2 separate regions of the Homo sapiens genome follow, and region 2 is linked to region 1. A link is an interaction called in ENCODE POLR2A ChIA-PET data of the cell type or tissue named here. Cell type or tissue: PC-3. All regions are shown on one strand.

Region 1 (2,500 bases):
AAGCCATTGACAGGACTTGCTTTTTATTTTTAGCAGTACTCGAGAGTTTTAAACAAAAGAATGGGAAGCTCTGATTTATGTTTTAAAAGGAGCACTCTGGCTGCTCTGATATGAATAGACTGGGAAAAGGGAGCAGAAGTGAAGCAGAGGAGTTAGTTTAGAAGACTTTGGAGTAATCTTGGGCCAGAGATATTGATGGGTGAGAGCAGTAAAAGTAGAAAAAACTGAAAAGTTAAGGATATATTTTAAAGATAGGACCATTAGGAATTTCCTGACATGGTATAATTTAAAAGCATAAAATATTTTTAAATATATACCTTTTATTAATGAATGCATCAATTTTGTGAAAAGGTACATGTTTTAGTTCTGATTTATTGAGATTTTATTTTTTTAGATTCCTTGTAGAACTTTTTTTTTCTTGATTTGCAAAGGAGGATGCAGTGTTTGAATGGTCTAGTAAAATACCTTAGAAAACTTAGTTGTGAACATAGTTTTGTTTTGACACAATTTTAATTTCTATAAGGATATAGATAATTTCTATAAGATTATCCTAAAGACAATCTTAAAGGCAGAATGAGAGACTGCATTGCAAGCTATTAAAAGCAGCACTATTGCTTAAAAAAGTAAAAGATTGGGAATGAAGAGATTTTCCTTCTAACCTTATAATTTCTAGTAGGTTATTGCTACTTTTGTCTTGGTTTCTTCATCAGTAAAAATAAACATGGTGCTAGATATCATAAGAACAAGTTGCATGAAAGTAAGCCTACATCAAAAATAGATGTGCATGATTGACATAGATATTAAGACTGAAAGGAATTTTTAAGTTAACTCAAACAGCCTTCATATCATTGAAGACACTGGGCATTAGTTTATTAGTGGGAGCATGAAAAAAAACAATAAATTTTTTTTGTTCTTAGCACTGAAAAAAAAAATTGCTTGGCTAATAGAGGACAGTTTTGATCTGGTTGTAAGGGGCCAATGGATAATTTGTATATATATATGAACTATCTCAGTGTTTGAAATGAAGTTCCCTTAAAACCTGTTAGAGCCAACTTCATGAGATCTTTTGTCCATTGAGGTGGTAATACCATACTCATCCAAACAAATAGCCAAACCCTTTTGAGGGCAAGGTGACAACAGTTTTTTTTTTTCTATTTTGGGGTTTCTCAAACTATTCCCCCGCCCGCCCTCCCCCGCTTTTTTTTTTTTCAAACCAAAGCCTCTTGAATTAAGTAAACCTATAAATCAGATAAGGAAGGCACTCCTCTGGTGAGAGTTGGAAGGATTCTTCCAACACCCTTCCCACATCTAGGTGGAAGAATTTTTCTGTCACAGTTTGAAAATCACTATATGGTGACTCATGACATAAGCTCTGGAGTTGATTTCAAAATACCAGCAGGTGGTCTGCCTAACAGCCTTGTTAGAAGAATAAGGATGTTCCTCCCTGTATCTAATGGGCATTTTACTGTGAATTGTTGTGGAAACCATAGAAGTCATGTGAAATTACCTTATTTTTAAACTTGAACATTTAAGATTCATATTGCCACTGTCAAATTAATTAGGATGTGTTGAAGCCTTAGTATTAAATTTTAGCCTCATTATAGTTTTATTTCTGTCAAAAAGCTTTCCAGTTTTCAGTGACCAATGAAAGGGTCATGACTTAATGCCTCCACTCTTCATTTAAGACCCTTTTGTTTCTGAAACCTTAAAAATACATTTTATGATAGAGTGTTTTCATTTCTACTTTACCTTTCTATCTTAACATATAGAGTATATCTCAGTATTTTGGGGTTTATGCTATTGGAGAGCAGAAGTGAGTCTTAATGAGTAATAGTATTCAGAATTATATTATTTGGGTAAGCATATATGACTGGAAGACAAGGGACGGTTTTACTTTTATATGTCTTTGAATTACTCTTGGTTTTCAGAATAGATGTTTGTTTAATAAAGAGTTATATTTCATTATGTAACTGTAGTGTTTTTACTGTACTGTAAAAATTCCCCGAAGTAATCACCAGATAAGTCTTCTTTTGATGTACATTTTAAAGTATATCATCTGCAGGTTTTGCTTTTCTAATAAAAAAAAAGAATAGATCTTGTATTCTCTTGTGTTTTCAATATTTTCCTTAATTGTTAGATATGGAATCATTGTGCTGTTTTCCATACTAAGTTCCATTTCTATCACTGTGTATATAACTTTGTTGTCTAGAATATACTATGTTTTCTTCTCTGTAAATATCCATAAATAAAGTGTTCACTTGTTCTTTTACACAGTTCAGGTAAAGAACATTAAAGCTGATGCTAGGTACAGATTTTCAGTTGGGCCAGATTAAGATTTGTAAACATTTTACTTAATAAAAAAAGTTAATAGGATTGAACGGGACTGCCCTAGTTTCCTTTATTACATGTATACACTGCTGCCACATAAATATTTGTAAGTCACAAGCCTCATCACATTATTTTTCATAAATCTTAAGCAGCTTCCCATGGTTCCAAGAAT
Region 2 (2,500 bases), 680 kb before region 1:
GCTACAGAAATAATTTCTGGAAGAACCCTACTAAATACAGAAAAGGCGAAAAGCAAGTTTGCACTTAGTATCTATGATTGTTTGGGGGGTGGAAATAACCACAGTATCATAGAGAAAATTTCTTATTAATACCAGGGCAAGTCAAAATCCTATCTTCAGAATCAAATTACCCTTTCTAGAAATCATTAAGATCTGCTGAAGAGACATTTTTTTTCCTTAGGCACCAGCAATATTGTGGTGTAAAATGATCTATCAAGAAGCAAAATAGCTAACACAATGTGATGATAAATTATTCAGTAAAAAGCTTGAGATCATAAGCAGGTCATAAAGTCATCTCTAATGCCCTCAATACATTCCTTATGTAAATTACTCCTAAAGGAAGTAGACAATTCATGTTGGTAATCTCGCATCTAAAACTCACAAGTCTAAAATGCACCTGAGAGCTCCACATTCGCACTACCAATGTGATAAGCAAGGGCATTTTGCAAACAGATGGCTGCTGCTCTTATCTGAAGTCTTACCTCATCAGGAAGATGAATACAAATTCAGTCAATGTTATCTGCTATACGTTTTAAAATAACCACAACCCTACATATACCTGAGAAATGCTTATTTTTCTAATTTTTCTCTTAGTTTCCCTTATGTTTCTGTTGAGATTATAAGGTGATTTCCTACAAGTAAACACATATGTCAATATATTTAAATATATTTTTCAAAGTATAGTTAGTTGCCACTTGAAAAAAGGATTTCATAAACCTGCTGCTCCAAATGTAATGCCAGCTATATTTAACAGAAGCAGCTAATATTTACTGCTTACTTATTATAGTCTAAGCAGTACTCTAAGTGCTTTACATTATTTCCTTGAATAATCTGCCAAATTGTCCATGAAGCAGCTATTTTGATTAGCCCTATTTTACAGATGAGGACATTGAAGCACAGAGAAGCTAACTGACTTTCCCAAGGTCACACAGAACCTGGGTGTGCACTTAAGCAATCTGACTTCAGATAAGATTTGTTTTAACCACAACATACTATGCTGCCACCCTTTCATCCAATCAAGCTCCTCAAAAATGTGAGAAGTTAGGCCAGGCCCAGTGGCTCACGCTCATAATCCTAGCACTTTGGGAGGCCAAGGCAGGTGGATCATCTGAGATCAGGAGTTCGAGACCAGCCTGGCCAACATGGTGAAACCCTGTCTCTACCAAAAATACAAAAAATTAGCCGGGCATGGTAGCATATCCCTGTATTCCCCGTTACTCGGGAGGCTGAGGCATAAGAACCGCTTGAACCCAGGAACCCGGGAGGTAGAGGTTGCAGTGAGCCAAGATCACGCCATTGCATTCCATTGCACTCTAGCCTGTGTGACAAGAGTGAACCTCTGTCTCAAAAAAAAAAAAAAAAAAAGCGAGAAGTAGGGCCGGGCACAGTGGCTCACGCCTATAATCCCAGCACTTCGAGAGGACAAAGCAGGAGGGTTGCTTGAGCCCATGAGTTCAAGACCAGCCTGAGCAACATAATGAGACCCCCATCTCTACAAAAAATAAAAAAATTAGCTGGGCATGGTGGTGCACACCTGCAGTCCCAGCTACTCAGGAGGCTGAGGTAAGAAGATCACTTGAGCCCAGGAGGTTGAGGCAACAGCAAGCCGTGATCAAAAAACAAACCCAAAGCAAGTCATTTTTTAAAAAGCTTACATTTTGTACACCATTTGTGGATATACGGAACTAGAGTACACTGTTTCCCAAAGACAGAACATCAGGTTCCTTGGTGTAATAAACTTGGGAATCTTGCATTAAGACAAAGTTAGGGATTTTTACCTACAAGATTTCTCAGGCTATTTAATTAGGTTAATGTATATTATGACTCTCCATGAATGCAATATAGTATGAAGTATTAGTCAAAATGCTGCCAGCACCTAGCAACTTCTAGACCTAAGCAAACTGTTCCAAGGAGAAACATTAACATGTACCTGTTATCATCACTTATTTTATTTATATATATATATATATATATATATATATATATATATATATATATATATATATGTATTTTGGAGATGGAGTTTCACTCTTGTTGTCCAGGCTGGAGTGCAATGGTGCGATCTCGGCTCACTGCAACCTCCACCTCCCAGGTTCAAACAATTCTCCTGCCTCAGCCTCCCAAGTAGCTGGGATTACAGGCATCCACCACCACACCTGGCTAATTTTGTATTTTTAGTAGAGACAGGGTTTCACCATGTTGGTCAGGCTGGTCTCGAACTCCTGAACTCAGGTAATCCATCCGCCTTGGCCTCCCAAAGTGCTGGAATTACAGAGGTGAGCCACCATGCCCGGCCCTATTAATGTATTTTTAAAAGCTACACAAGAATGTTAATTCCATTACTTTACAGCCAAACATTGTATGTGCTTACCCTAAAGCCAATAACTGAACTAAGTTATAAAGGTATTTAAATGCTTTTAGACTAGGTATTTCTCTGGGCACTATTTGCTTCTCTCAAAAC

The links. ChIA-PET counts read pairs that join two places held together with the same protein. Peaks named below come from ENCODE experiments on the same cell type or tissue, not always from the same donor. Only the 100,000 strongest peaks of a DNase experiment are listed, where the experiment ranks them.
Region 2: POLR2A ChIA-PET joins it to region 1 with 5 read pairs; 5 of 35 experiments call an interaction of 5 or more read pairs at or near these places.

Annotation. Positions count from the first base shown.
Region 1 is chr14:32,086,294-32,088,793 of GRCh38, forward strand. The region is part of intron 1 of ARHGAP5 (Rho GTPase activating protein 5); the gene reads left to right. Among named protein-coding and RNA genes, the nearest start is that of ARHGAP5, 10 kb to the left of the region's middle. In PC-3, no CTCF peak of the experiment used is centred here; a DNase peak (open chromatin) is centred at 1,338.
Region 2 is chr14:31,405,593-31,408,092 of GRCh38, forward strand. All of the region lies in intron 1 of HEATR5A (HEAT repeat containing 5A), which reads right to left. Among named protein-coding and RNA genes, the nearest start is that of HEATR5A, 14 kb to the right of the region's middle. In PC-3, no CTCF peak of the experiment used is centred here; no DNase peak of the experiment used is centred here.